Regions from separate parts of the Homo sapiens genome. Here region 1 is linked to region 2. Evidence: read pairs that join two places in POLR2A ChIA-PET (ENCODE). Cell type or tissue: endothelial cell of umbilical vein. All regions are shown on one strand. Region 1 overlaps GALNT1 (polypeptide N-acetylgalactosaminyltransferase 1). Region 2 overlaps GALNT1 (polypeptide N-acetylgalactosaminyltransferase 1).

Region 1 (8,000 bases), 110 kb before region 2:
AATACCTTCATCACTTTCCCCAGCACTTTACTGAGGCATAATTTACATACAGTAAAATGCATATATCCCAAGTATACAGCTCACTATATTTTAAAATATATACACACATACATATATATGTGTATGTTACCACTACTGCAATTGAGATATAGAACATTCCATCATTCCAGAAAGTTCTCCTATGCTCTTCTTCAGTCTATACTTACCCCCAAAGATAACCATTCCATATTTGTTTTTGAGCTTTATAAATGGAATATGTCTAGCTTTTTTTGTTCGTTTTTAAGATTTATCTACATTGTTTTGCCAGTATATCATTATTATTTTTAGAGACAAGGTCTCAATCTGTCACTTAGGCTGGAGAGCAGTGGCATGATCACAACTCACTGCAGCCTTGAACTCTTGGGCTCAAGGGATCCTCCCACTTCAGCCTGCTGAGTAGGTGGGACTACAGGCGCCTACCACCATGCCCAGCTGATTTTTAAATTTTTCTGTCGAGATGGTGTCTTGCCATCTTGCCCAGGATAGTCTTGAACTCCTGGGCTCAAGTGATCCTGCCTTGGCCTCCCAAATTGTTAGGATCACAGGTGTTAGCTATTAAGCCCAGCCCATTCTTTCAATTGCAGACTAGTATCCAATGTATAAACATACCATTACTTGATTATCTATTAGCTTGTTGGTGGATATTTGGGTAGTTTTCAGATTGGGAATATTATAAATAAAATTGCTATTCTTGTACAAGTCTTATTGTAAAAACATACCCTCATTTATCTTGGGTAGATCTTTAGAAGTGGAGTCACTAAGTCACAGGGTAGGCATTATGTTTATCTTTATAAGCAACCGGCAAACTGTTTCCTGAGGTGATTAAACCATCTTGGATTTCTATCAGTTCCACATTCTCACCATTTGGCGGGTATGCAGTGGTATTTCCTTGTGGTTTCATTCTACATTCCCTGATGGCTGATGTTTGAGTGCCATTTCCTATGCTACTCCTGCATCTGGAGAGCTTCTGTGAAGTATGTATTCAACTCACTCATTGTTAAACTGGGTTGCTGTTACAATGGTTTTAAAATGTTCTTTGCTTTCCTTTGGTTCCGTGTATTGTGATTATTTTCTCTTAGGCCGTGGCTTGCCTTTTCACTTTAAAAGTATCTTTTTGATGAGAAGTATCTAATTTTGATGAAATCTGTCAGTTTTTTTGTTTAACCTTCCTGAGATGTCTTCGCCTAAGATATCCTTGTCTACCCCAATGTCATGAAGATAGTCGGTTTCCTTTTACAAGATTTATTGTTTTGCCATTCACATTTAGTTCTATAATCCATTTTGAATAAACTGTGCATGGTATGAAGAAGGCATTATTAACATTGCTTTTTCCCAGACATCCAGTTACTTCAACTCCAACTGAAAAATCTTCCCTTTTTCTATTGAATAGCTTGTTTTTGTTGAAAAGCCAATAACCATATACATGTGGGTCTATTTCTGGACATGTCTATTTCTATTTGTTGTTTATCCTAACTCTAGTACCATACTCTCTTAACTGTTGTAGCTTTAGAGCAAGTCTTGACATTGGGTAGTACAAGTGCTCCAATTTTATTTTTCTTCTTCAAAATTATCTTGGCTACTTAGAATCTGTTGCATTTTCATATATGTATTTGCCAATTTCTACAAGATGGCCTTGTGGGATTTTGATCTCATTGAATCTAGATAACAATTTGTGGGGAACTGACATCTTACCATTATGCAGTCTTTCAATCCATGAGCATAGAATAGCCATTTATTTTGGTGCTCTATAATTCTTCCCAGCACTGTTTTGTAGTTTTCAGAGTAGAGGTCTTGTTGTTAACTTTCTTCCTACTTAGAAGTTTGACTTATTTGATGCTATTACAAATGGCATATTTTAACGTTATATTTTCAAGTGTTTGTTGCTAGGATATAGATACACAACTGAATTTCATATATTTGCCTCATATTCTGCAAAATTATCAGTCCTGGTAGATTATCAAGCAAATGCTTGGCAATCTTCAGGAAATCAGAGAATGGAGAAAATGTCATCTAATTAGAAACAGATCTAATTTTCCAAATGGCTTAAAAAGTGACTCATTCTTTGTATACAACCCCTCACAGTTATGACCTCAGAAACACTACCTTCTAAGTTTCTTTTTTCTTTGAAGAACAGGTAACTATAGAGTTAAATTTGCTCTTGGTATACTTCTTGGAAGATGAGAAGAGCATCAAATCCTTACAAAGAGGAACCTCTGTTTCTCAGCTAAATGTAGAATGGGAGCAATGAGGACATGGCCTGCACGATGTCCTCCATCTGCAGAATGGATGAATATTCCCAATGTTCAATGGCAGCACTATTTCTCAAGAATGCCAATGAAGATAGATATATTAAAATAGACCTTGACTGGGGTGGGGTGAATAGATTTGTGAGATTCAAATTATCCTTAATTGTCACATTTATGAATTCTTCACTGGTTAAATAATAATCCCACTTTTTCATCCTTCATTTTTTCTTTTTTTTTAAGATACATGGTTTCTTCTCTGTTGCCCAGGCTGGAGTGCAGTGGCACCATCATAGCTCACTGCAACCTCAAACTCCTGCCCTCAAGTGGTCCTATCGTCTCACCTTCCCAAAATGCTAAAATTACAGGTATGAGCCAGTACCCAGCCATTGTTTTCTTTTTCATTCTTTTCTTCCCAATTTGAGTTATAATAGAGTGATAAGCATCTGCCTAATTACAAGTAATTATGATAAACAGGGATCCACTCTAACTTCAAATAAAACCAATGTAAGGCACAACTATTCAGGAATATTTTGTATTTTCAAAGTATTTAGGAATTCTTTAATTAGAAAAATAAAGGCAATGGGATTATCTATCAGGTTCTAAAAGTACCCATGAATTAAATCACTTACATCTCCCATTTAAAACAAAACCTTAAATCACATTGCTGTTAAGCTTTCATACAGTAAGAAATAAGACCAAGCTATGCTGGAGTACAAAAACCTGAAATTCTGAGCATGAAAATAATTTATTGATTAGACATCTTGCTTATTCAAGCATTAGGCCTACTGGAGATAGAATTAACACAGCTCATGGAAAAGGAAAAAAATTCCATTCAGCACCTGCTTCCTTTCAAATTTCCTGGGGACATGGTTTATGCATTTTGTACTATAGACTCACCCTAAAGCATCCCCATGTGCTTGATGTTGATTAACTTGAACAGGATATGAGAAACTTTGTGTACACTCAACTTGGCAAATATCATTAGCGATGCGACTTTTGGAAACATTCTTAGGCACAAGAAATAGCACTGCCTGCAGTGAAAGTCCTTGATAATCAAAGAAAAGAATTCCATTAAATATAATTTTACAAATATGAAAGAAAATATATGCATTTTTGCCAACAGACTGCTCTACATATCAGGAAAAATGTCTTAATGAGATTCCTCCTACGAGATTAAAAGGTTACCTTTTAATTGACAACTTTCAATTGACACTCAGGTGATTCTGTGGTATTAAAAAAAATCAGAGAAAAATAAAACTGATTTAGCCTAAATAAGATTTAGGAAAAGAAATGCAAGCCTATTAATATGGAATAATAGCTGCACTTCTTTGGCTAAGTCATTAAAAAATGCCAATTAAACATTTTCAGTCAAATTTTATTTAAAAAAAGCAGCAGATAAACATTACAATTCAATAATCTAATCTAAATATGCATTTGACAATGAAGCATATCTGAGTATGGAGTGAAAAAGGTTTTCCAAAAAACCATCAAATGTATTATCTCCAAATACCCAAATAATAAATCACTTCTGCAGGCCTTTTGTTAAGTGGAATCATAAACAAAGAACTGAAGATTTATTGCTGTGAAAACAAATCTGTGGTACAGTAGCATGAATCTTGGGTATTTCGCATAATCAGTTAGGTCAAGTGAAGAAGTCGAAAATGTGATAAGAAATTTGTGTGTGTGTGCACATGTAAATCTGTAAGCCAGTTGACCCAAGAGCAACTGAAACATCTAATTTGTTCAGCTGAGATCAGACATTGTTAAATTTCCATTTTTTAGAAGGCAATTAAAAATTACAATTCCAACAGCCCACAAACCAAACAAAAAAAACTGTAGAGAGAAATTAAAACTATATTCAAAGAGCCTTTTTTTTTCAGCTCAATTTCAGCACCCCAAGGAAAATAAAAGCATCCATGACTATCACAGATGAAAACAAAATGAATGTCATTGGAATCAGTTATTTTTCCCCACTGAGGTATAAAATCTATATAGAAATTTGATACTATACTATAACAAATTGTACTTCTCATAGTTCTGTTTTAATTTCCTTTAAACCCTGTTTAATATAGTTTTTTTGTTGTTGTAAAAATGTTGTTTTCATGATTCTGAATCTGGTTCCAGTTCTTTTATTTTTATATCAATATTTAATATACTGGCTACCAGTTCTAATCAGGAAAAAAAATCTTGGAAATCTCTTCATTATGACAGCACGTTCAGCAGAAACTACTGATGTGCAAGCAAACCATAAAAGGTACAGTTCTCCAGAAAGCATATTTTGTTGATTTTTTTTCATTGTCTCAGTATTCTTTACCATGATTTTCGGAGAAAGACTCTTTCAATCTTGTAAACATCAGTGTGCACAGTCTCATTACTATGCAGTTTCACGTCCATGGACAGGAAGGCTGGTTCACAGCTAGTGAAAAGCTAGAGAAGTCTAAGTTTTAATGGCTGATAAACCTTACATCCTGCAGAGGAGGAAAGCACTTTTCCTTTTTTGCTACTTAAGAATGTGGCAGAAATGTATGCTGAGGTAGCCCAGTCAATCCTTATTTTTTTCGTTTTTTTGTAAATTTGGTCTCAGAATATTTCTGGCAGGGTGACGTTTCGAAGAAGCCACTGCTGGGACCGACTTCCATTGCAGTCTCTAATGCTGGGCACCTGGCTATCCTCTTCTGTGGCTTTATCCAGGCACTGATTACTGTTCACATGCTGCAGGGTTAATTTCTGAAATAGAAAAAATCTTAACATGAGAGTGGAAGAAAACAAAACACCTCAAGCATCAGTTTTGGTGATTAAGTTCCTCTGCAGAAAAGGTGTTTTTTTTGGTAATATACATTATTTAAAAGACAACGGAGAAAAGGTAGGTAGGTGGATGGATGGAGAAACAGAGAGAGAGAGAGAGAGAGAGAGAAGTAGGTAGATATGTAGGTCGATAAAGAGGTATGAGGGAGGGAGAAAGGCACTGGGGTCCAGTAGGGTACACTTGACTTGCTGCAAGATGACCTAAATTCTAAGTCCTAATTCTGGCATAAGCTCTGTAACACTATGAGAAGCTTCTCTTTTTTGTGCTTCAGTTTCCTAAACAACAAAAAAAGACCAGATTAGTGGTTCCTAATTTAGGATCCTCAACCTATTTTCAAACAGCTATTTCAAAATTGTTTCATTTCTCTATGATAAGGCTGTTCAAGTTAATTCTGTGATTCCAAAGCTCAAGTTTTTAGAAACTCAGGTCTTTCTGATAACTCAAAATCATAAGAATGTTGGGACAGCTGATATTTAGTAAAATCAATCTTATGCCTATGTCCATAGCAAACCCAGAGGCTATCCTGGTGGTTAAAGGAGATGGTGTGGTACAGAAAGAAAAGCACAGGAATGTGGAGTTGAGTTCACAGCCTGGGTAACTTGAGGTTTCTCATTTTAAAAATTAGGATCACATTACATATTTTGAGCAGATTTTGGGAAACTACATAGATAATGAAGATAAAGTACATAGTGCCTCACCTACAAAAGAGATTCTTAATAAATGGTTAACAGACATAGCTATATATTTTATCCACTTATTTAAGTTCTAGATTTGATGCAGCAACATGTTATTAGGATAATTTTGAAAGGGCAGGGCAGGTAAGAATTAACAGATAGATAGTTAACAATGATCCACACCAATGATTGTGATAATATGCTCTGGTCATGTTAAGGACTTCAAAGTAGTTGTATACAGGAATGTGCATTAAGCATTACTCTACAAATGTAAATTAACTCGAAGGAAATGTAAAATGTTTAACACATAGTTATCTGATTCTTTTACTCATGGCTCTATTTTAATGTAGTTCTTTTATCTGAAACATTTCATTTTCATGAGGCCTTTTTTGCACCTATTAGAACTTAAAACAAAATCTAATAATTGTATACAACTACTTAGGCTTCCAGTCATTTATTATTCTTCCGTGTTGTGGTCAAAGTAGGACCTGGCAGATGACAGTCTATCTTTGCAGATGTCACTACTGATACTGTCTTTAGGTTCAGGATTCTATCTTTAATGCTTCCAAATATAAGACTAGAACCTAGAAGAGAGTCAGCATGGCTGTGGGAATTTTTTTTTCTTTTTTTAATGCAGACTTTGTGTAGTTTATTGAGAGGAGGGGCTTTGCAGTCAGACATTCCTGGGGTGATTTCCAGATTTGTCACACACCAACTATATGCTTCTGAGCAAAAACCTAAACTCTTTGAGACCCAGTTTCCTCATCTATAAAATGGGGACAAAAATACCTCACCGGGTTTTTATGAGGAAACACTGAGATAATGTACATAAAGTGCTGCCTATCCCAGAGTAAATGCTTGATAAATGGTACAATGACATTTACATACAATGGTAATTTGCATTTATAGAGTAATGCTTATTATTGGAAAACACAACATCCTGGCAACGTCCTGAGCAGTCATGGACACAATCCAGCAGCCAGAGCGCTGCGGCTCAGCGTGCACATTGCTGCCAGTGGCTTCAGTCTCAGGAAAGACCAGAACAAGAGAACCTCTCAAACATTCCGGGAGTTCCCGCAAAGCTTATCCCAGTGGCCTCCCTCATCAGGCCCATGGTCACTATTACTAAAAACAAAAAACCCCCAACTAGGCACAACAAAAAATTTAGTTGGGAGAGTTGGTCTCTCTTAACCTAGTTTCTAAAAATGTGCATTTCACTCATCTAGATTCATTAAAATAAACCCATCACAAACACATAGGTTATTGCTCTGTGCTGAGTATTTAACTATTCGACATCAGGACAGAATCCCCATAACTTGGAAGGTGAGCAGCACCCCCAGGAAGCCTAGACTCTGGTGGAGAACCCTGTTCCAGATACAACTCTGGCTGCTGACAGCAGGCACAGAGCCTTGTGGCTTGGAACCTTGTGGGTAGGATGCTGTCATCACAGCACTCCTCAGAGGACTCAGGCAACACCAACTAGTCTCCATTCAGAGAGAGCTGGACTAAGGCATCAGGACAAGCAAGTGACAAGCATCTAACCGTAACCTTTGAAGGAGAGGATAAAAGCTATAATTAATCATTTAGTAAAGTCTACCTGCATCCTAGAAAAAATAATTTGCCAAGCTCCTACTCCTAATTTCTAGATGTAACTAGGTCTAAAATCTGCATTTTATTCCAGAAAGGACAGATACAAGTAGTCAAAGCAAAAGAGCCCAGTGCCTTATTGTAAATTTTATGTAATATGTAATACAAGCAAGACTCAAAACTATTAATCAAAAATAGCGTGGTACTGTGCAAAGAAACCTGGATCGAGAATCTAGAATTCCAGATTTGAGATCTAGTCATACTATCTGGCTGCTCAGAGACCTTGGGCAATTAATTTCCTTGGGAAATTAATTCTGAGTTTCAATTTCTACTTGTATAAAAAGTATCCTGGGTTTAATTTCTAGGGTTGCTTTGAAATCTAAGAATTCATGATTTTAGATTACAGATAATGGACATAAGTATTCTGTTATTTTTCTAGACTGTTAAGTTTTCAATGGATGGAGGCAGGACGATTCTGATGGGCTGTTCCCCTCCAGTGCTTTCCCTGTAGTCTGCTCAGGCTGTTGGACCTGCATTGCAACTCAACTTCTCCCTCTGCCCAGGGAGAGGGAGGTATTCCTTTTACAGATATTGGCCCAGAAAGTGCTCCCTAACAAACATCCTGAATGCTCAACTTTATCTTCGAGT
Region 2 (8,000 bases):
TAAAGAAAAACCCTCTTATTTCCTTACATTCTAATTCTGCATTACTACATCAGTTGGGATACCTTTAGCTTTAAGAGATCAGAAATTCCACCTCAAACTGCTTAAACACGAGGAAATTTACTGGCTCACATAACTGTTAGTTCCAGGGGAGGGCAAAGTTTAGAGCTGGCTTAACTGTAGAGGGATGGAGCTCCAGGGTCCACCAATGATTGCCACACAGTGGGGAAGAAGAGAAGTCATGATTGGGAGATAATCACATGCCACTACGAGGACAGCCAGGGTTTCCTAATCTATATACAGTCCACAAGTCTTGGGAAGGTAAGGAATTGCCTCATTAACACTTTCAAAACAAATTAATAAATTAACGTGTGTGTGTCACAAATACATGATGCTACCATTTAAAATATGTATAGAGGAAGTGATGTTACCAAAATTGCAGCAATCTGGCTTTACCCTCCTCTGCAGAAAACCAAAAACAAATATTCAGTCCCAAGAATATCACCAGCAATACCCCAGAACTTGAATCTGAGGCTAGTAAGATCTCCAGGGCCACAGAGAAGTGGAAAAACTCCAAGCAGACAGTAAGAGAAACAGACTTCTCTCTCCACAATACCCCTCCCACAATCTGCTAGGCACTGCACATGGAAAATTCCTCCCTGTCTCACAATTTCTACACTGGAAAAAGTGAGGTCAAGGTGAAAGGCCAGCTTCCCCACCAGCTTGGGTTCCCTGTTCTTGCCTCAACCCACAAGAAGCTTGTAAGGAGAAAAACCCTCCCACTCTCCCACCTCCATCTGGGACAGGCAGTGCTCTGAGTATTTGCAAGAGCCAAGGAAAACCTAGACTTAAGGCACCATGCAGTGCCAAAAAGGAGGCAGTGATCTAGGATAAATGAAAATTACAGTCAACTGCAAAGAACTTCTAAGCAAACATACTCTAGAAAGACAAGACATATAGAGAAGACTGGAATAAAAAACCAACCCTTTAATGTGAAGTCATAGACATACATCCACAAGAAACAGCAAACAGGGAATTATGGCTTCCCCAGAAGGACAAAGTGAGAAGCCAGAGACCAACCCTAAGCAGACAGCAATGTGCGAGCTCTCAGATCAAGAATTCAAAATAACAATTCTATGGGAAATCAGCAAGCTCCAAGGTAACACAGAAAAACAATTCAGAAATTTATCAGAAAAATTTACCAAAGATTGAAATGTTTTTTAAAACATGAAATAGAAATCCTGGAACTGAGAAATACATTTGCTAAACTGAAAAGTGTATTAGAGGGTCTCAACAGGAGAATGGATCAAGCCGAACAATATGAGCTCGAAGACAGGATATTGGAAAATACAGTCAGAAGAGGAAAAAAAAGAATAAAAATGAACAAAGAACACCTACAAGATATACAGAATAACTTCAAACAGAAGATCTAAGAATCACTGGTGTTCAACTGGGAGTTGAGAAAGACGGGGATAGAAAGCTTATTCAAATAAATAACAGAAAATTTTCCAAACCTAGAGAAAGATATAAATACACAGATACAGGAAGGTCAGAGATCACCAAACAATTCAACCCAAATAACGCTACCCCAAGATATAATGATCAAACTCTCAAAGGTCAAGGACAAAAGGAGGATCCTAAAAGCAGCAAGAAAAAAGAAGCAAATGACATGATGCAAAGGAGCTCTAATTCATCTGGCAAGAAACTTCACTGGAAACTACACAAGCCAAAAGGGAGTGTGACAACATATTCCAAGTGCTAAAGAAAAAAAATTACCAACCCAGATGACCCAGCAAAGCTTTCCTCCAGACATGGAGAGATCAAGTATTTCCCAGACAAACAAAACTAAAGGTATTTACCACTGCTAGACCTGACTCATAACAAATGCTAAAGGGAGTTCTTCAATCTGAAAGAAAAGGATGCTGATGTGCAAAAACAAAACATTTGAAGGTATAAAGCTCACTGGTAAAAGTAAACAGACAAATTCAGAATACTCAATACTGTAATTGCAATGTGTAATCCATTCACATCACTAGAATGACGACTAAAAGACAAATCTATCAAAAACAGAAACTACAGCAACCTGTTAAGTCATAAGACAATATAAATTACACTAGACCAAAGGGACCTAACTCACATTTACTGAACATGTAACTGCTGCAGAATACATATTCTTTTCATCGGCACATGGAACATTCTCCAGGACAGACCATCTGGCAGGCCACAAAACAAGTCTCAACAAATTCAAATCTGTCAAAATTATATCAAGTATCTTTTCTGACCGTGATGAAGTAAAACCAGAAATCAATAATGAGGATACACAACGTATCAAAATCTATGGGATATTTATAGAAATAAACATCTACATCAAAACAGTAGAAAGATTTCAAATAAACAACCTAACAATACTCCTCAAGTAACTAGAAAAACAAGAACAAAAATTCCAAATTAATAGAAGGAAAAAATAATAAAGAACAGGAAAAAAGTAAATTGAGACCAAAAAATATAAAAGATCTACACAACAAAAAGTTGTTTTTTGAAAAGATTAATAAAATCAACAAACCCTTAGGTAGACTAAGAAAATAAGCAAAAAAGGGAGAGGACCTACATAAATAAAATCAAAACTGAAAAACAAGACATTAACAAATGATACCATAGAAATACAGAGGATCATTGGAGACTATTAAGAACTATACACCAAAAAATTGGAAAACCTAGAAGAAAGGGATAAATTCCTGAACACATAAGACCCATCAAAATTAAAACATAAAGAAATAGAAAACCTGAACAGACCAATCAAAAGTAACAAGATTAAATCTGTAAATAAAAAGTCTCCCATCAAAGAAAAGCCCAGAACCTGATGGCTTCACTGCTGAATTCTACCAAACACTTAAAAGATGAACTAATACCAATTCTACTCAAATTATTCCAAAAAAGTAAAGAGAAGGAAGGAAATACTTCCAAACTCATTCTGTTAGGCTACCATTACTCATATACCAAAAACAGACAAGGACACAACAAAAAAAGAAAACTACAGACCAATATCCCTGATGAACGTAATATGCAAAAATCCTCAAGAAAATGCTAGCAAACCAACTTGAACAACATATTAAAAAAATCATTCACCACGATCAAGTGAGATTCTTCCCAGTGATGCAAGAATAGCTCAAAATATGCAAGTCAATAAACTTGACACATCACATTAATAGAATGTTAATGGTATAGAAGGATCATACCCCTCCCCGCAAAAATAAAGGCCATATGTGACAAACCCACAGCTAACATTGTACTGAATGGGAAAAAACTGAAGCCTTTCCTCTAAGATCTGGAACAAGACAAGGATGCTCATATTCACCATTTCTCTTCAAAACAGTACTGGAAGTCCTAGCCAGAGCAATTCAAAAAGAAAAAGACATAAAGGGCCTCCAAATTGGAAAGAAAGTAGTCAAATTATCCTTGTTTGCAACAACATGGTATTATATTTAGAAAACCCTAAGACTCCATCAGCAAACTACTAGAACCAATAATCAAATCCAGTAAAGTTGCAGAATACACAATCAACAACAAAAATCACTAACATTAATACACACCAACATCAAACAAAACGAAAAAGAAATTAAGAAAGCAATCCTACAATAGCTATTAAATACAAAAAATATAAAATACCTAGGAATAAAGTTAAACAAAGAAAGGAATGATCTCTACAAGGAAAACTATAAAACACTGATGAAAGAAATTAAAGAGGACATTTTAAAAATGGGAAAATATTCCATGCTCATGAATTGGAATAACTAATATTGTGAAAATGTCCATCCTACCTAATGTGATCTACAGATTCAGGGCATCCCTATCAAAATACCAAGGACATTCTTCACAGAAATAGAAAAGACGATCCTAAATTGGAACCACAAAAGACCCCAAATAGCCATAGCAATCCCAGGCAAAAAGAATAAAGCTGTAGGCATCACACTACCTGACTTCAAAATGTATTAGAAAGCCATAGTAACCAAAACAGCATGATACTAACATAAAAACAGACACAAAGATCAATGGAACAGAATACAGAACCCAGATAGAAATCCACGCATTTACAGCCAACTCATTTTTGAAAAAGGCAAGAAGAATAATCACTGGGGAAAGGACAGTCTCTTCAATAAATCCAGCTGGGAAAACTATATGACCATACACAGAAGAATAAAGCTAGATCCCTATTTCTCATCATATACAGAAATCAACTCAAAATGGATTTAAAAACTTAAATCTGGCTAGGCGTAATGGCTCACACCTGTAAGCCCAGCACTTTGGGAGACCAAGGCGGGCAGACTGCTTGAGCTCAGGAGTTTGGGACCAGCCTGGTGAAACCAGGTCTTTATCCAAAATACAGAAAATTAGCTGGATGTGGCAGTGCATGTTTGTGGTCCCAGCTACTTAGGAGGCTGAGGTGGGAGGATCACTTGAGCCCCGGAGTTCAAGGCTACAGTGAGCTGTGATTGTGCCATAATTCACTGCAGCTTGAATGACAGAGTGAGACCTTGTCTTAAAAAAAAAAAAAAAAAAAAGTGTAAATCTCATACCTGAAACTATTAAACTACTAGAAGAAAACACTGCAAAAATGCCTCAGGACATTGGTCTGGGCAAAAACTTTTTGGGTTGGACCTCAAAAACACAGGCAACAAAGGTAAATGTAGGCAAATGGGAGCACATCAAGCTAAAAAGCTTCTGCAGAGCAAAGGAAACAACAAAGTGAAGAGATAACCTGTTTATAATAGGAGAAAACACCTGTAAACTATCCATCCAATGAAGGATTAATAACCAGAATTACAAGGAACTCAAAAGCAAAACAACAAATAATCCAATTGTAAAATGGGCTAAAGATTTCAATAAAAAGAAGACATACAAATAGCCAACACGTACATGAAAAAAAAAAAAAAAAACGCCTGGATACATCACCTGGAAAATGCAAATGAAAACCACAATGAGATATCATCTCACCCTAGTTAAAATAGCTTTTTACTACAAGGACAAGAAAATAACAGATGCTGGCAAGGATGCAGAGACAGGGGAGCCCTTATATGCTGTTGGTGGGAATGTAAATTAGTACAGCCATTAAGGAAAACAGCATGGAGGTTCCTAAAAAACTAAAAACAGAAGTACCATATGATCCAGCAACCCCAATGCTGGGTATATATCCAAAAGAAAGGAAATCAGTATATTGAAGAGATATAGACACTCCCATGTTTATTGCAGTACTATTTACAATAGCCAAAATAATGGAATCAACCTAAGCATCCATCAATAGATGAATGGATAAAGAAAATGTGGTACATAGATAGAATGGAATATTATTCAGCCATAAAAAATGAAATCCTATCATTTTCAACAACATGGATGGAACTGCAGGTCATTACGTTAAGTGAAATAAGCCAGGCACAAAAAGACAAATACCTCGTGTTCTCACTCGTATGTGAGAACTAAGAAAGTGGATCTCACAGAGGTAGAGAGTGAAATGATGGTTACCAGAGGCTGGGAAGGGTAGGGAGGAGAAGGGGAGATGAGAGACTGGTTACTGGGTACAAAAATACAGTTAGATTGTCCAGGCACAGTGGCTCACGCCTGTAATCCCAATACTTTGGAAGGCCGAGGCAGGAAGATCACCTGAGGTCAGGAGTTCGAGACCAGCCTGGCCAACATGGTGAAACTTCATCTCTACTAAAAATACAAAAATTAGCAGGGGGTGGTGGTGGGCACTGTAATCCCAGCTACTTGGGAGGCTAAGGCAGGAGAATCGCTTGAATCCGGAGGCTGCAGTGAACTGAGGTCGCGCCACTGCACTCCACCCTGGGCAGCAGAGCAAGACTCTGTTGAAAAAGAAGAGAAGGGAGGGGAGGGGATGGGAGGGGATTGGAGGGGAGGGGAGGGGAGGGGAGGGGAGGGGAGTTAGATGAAAAGCTATTGCTCAATAGTATAGTCAGGTGACTATAGTTAACAATGATATATTGTATAATTCAAAACAGCTAGAAGTGAAGTCTTAGAATGTCCCCAGCATAAAGAATCACAGCATTTAATGCCTAATTTCAAGGCATTTACATATATATGTTGAAAAGATGAACTTAAGTTGTGACTTAAAAGATGTAAACTGTTTTATTACATGAATTTGACTATTATTTTAAAAGTACACATATGCTAACGACCGATGAATCCAAATTCATTTAAAAGTATTAACTAATTCATGATAATGTTTTAAACCGCATATAGGCAAGGTAGCCCAGATTGCTTGAGTTTGCACCCTGACTCCTGACACCTACTACCAGGTCAGTTCATACAAGCTGCCTATATCACAAGACTGTTGAGATAATTAAAGGAGCAGCATGTAAAGGGCCAATATCAGACACAATACAAATTCTACTGAGAAAAGCACTAAACAAACTGTCATTATTTGTCTTATATAAGTAAACTACTAGAATGTAAAGAGTCATTAAGTTATTTAATGTTGACAAGGGGTCTGGAGGAGGTATTTCATTTTGGCTGCTCAGCATCCATCTCTCCCCACGTCCTAATTTCCTGTTGGAGAATTACCTGCCCTTGTATAATCCCAGTGAGAATGTAACTCCATATGACTACCCTCCCACTAATGGATGCCAAAGGGATTCCTGGAGGTTCTTGCAAATACTATAAATCCCTACTCTCACCCCTGGTACATCCAGCATGACCTAGGTTTCACCAACTAGATGCTTTCTCCAGGACTCTTAAATCTTGGGCAAGTAACATTCAAGGATGAAAGAACAGACTGGGTTCAATCATCCCAGTGGTAATCTGTTGATCAGGTCACTCCTGCAATTCTGCTTCCTAGCCCCCAAGAGTTGCCTTAGTTTCCACTAATCTGTTCCCAAGGCTGGTTCTCTAGAATTCCATCGGTTCTGTGAGCTTCTAATTCCTTTCCAATAAATTAACTCCTGCTAAGTTAGGCGGAGGTGGATTCTACTGCCTACAACTGAAGAATCCAATTGAGTAGTGAATGAAGAACAGTCAGTGGAGTACAACATGAACATACTGTGCTGGGGCTCATGTTGGAACTGGAGGCTCTGCTGAGGATAAGAACAGCAAGTCTTGGAAAGATGTTCTAGTAAATACAGTGAGAAAGCCAGAGGCTAAGATGTGATGAGCAATGGAATAAGGTATGGAGACTTCCCCTAGAGATGTGAGGAACTATGGTGTGGAGTTGAGTTGCATGGGAGGAAGTGGGCCCACCTATATCTGACCTGAAATTTCTGCCCGGTGAAATTCTAGGGTGTATTTTTATAAAGTCCCTTTCAAAGAGTTCTGTAAAAAAATAAAGAAAGAAAAAAACACTCACTCTCAGGTATCTACAAGTACACTAGGGTGGAGACCTTTCACGAAGAACCAAGTTTCTATGCCCTTCCCCCTAACTCCCACCTCTCTAGCTCAACACACTTTTTTAGCATACATAAGGTTCAAGTTCATAATGAAACTCTATTATAGTTCAATAGCATTTAAAGGCAAAGAACATTCAGAAGTGAGAGAAGAATATAAAAGTTACCCAGCTGGCTTGCTTCAGGTTTAAAGCCTTCAACAATTTTTTCCAGGAATGATATTATTATTACCATAGCCTCCTAGAACCCCGTCTATTTTGACTTGTCTACCTATTTCCACCTTTTTGACCCAATCTGAATCAAGCTACAGTCAGAGCTCCCATTTGGGGTCTCTGGGGAAAAGAGTTTTTCTAGTTCAGGGCTCAGATAAACCCCCATTGACTGTGAAAGCCTCTTTGTGCTTTGTTCTTCTCCAACATAATCTACCCTAATCTCTATATTTAAAATCAGTATCCTAAATTCTCTCCAAACTCTCTGCTGTTTTCCTTAGTTTTCGCAGCACCCTCTCTCTCTCAAATACACATTCCCCACCTCCTTCCATTTCTCAAAATGCACCCCAAATTTAACTTTTTAAAAATGCCTACCAGCATGTCACACCCAACTGGTAATTTC

The links. Peaks named below come from ENCODE experiments on the same cell type or tissue, not always from the same donor. Only the 100,000 strongest peaks of a DNase experiment are listed, where the experiment ranks them.
Region 1: POLR2A ChIA-PET joins it to region 2 with 7 read pairs; 4 of 35 experiments call an interaction of 5 or more read pairs at or near these places.

The regions. Positions count from the first base shown.
Region 1 is chr18:35,706,636-35,714,635 of GRCh38, reverse strand. It overlaps GALNT1 (polypeptide N-acetylgalactosaminyltransferase 1), which reads right to left. Exons shown (of 12, transcript NM_020474.4): 12 at 2,802-5,012. The coding sequence ends at 4,866. It overlaps LOC105372064 (a long non-coding RNA gene), which reads left to right. Exons shown (of 5, transcript XR_935377.3): 2 at 1-2,650. Among named protein-coding and RNA genes, the nearest start is that of MIR3975, 120 kb to the right of the region's middle. In endothelial cell of umbilical vein, no CTCF peak of the experiment used is centred here; DNase peaks (open chromatin) are centred at 915, 3,185, 3,885 and 6,735; H3K27ac peaks cover 7,807 bases.
Region 2 is chr18:35,595,923-35,603,922 of GRCh38, reverse strand. All of the region lies in intron 1 of GALNT1 (polypeptide N-acetylgalactosaminyltransferase 1), which reads right to left. Among named protein-coding and RNA genes, the nearest start is that of MIR3975, 8.2 kb to the right of the region's middle. RefSeq lists enhancers at 7,318-7,367, 7,428-7,487. In endothelial cell of umbilical vein, no CTCF peak of the experiment used is centred here; no DNase peak of the experiment used is centred here.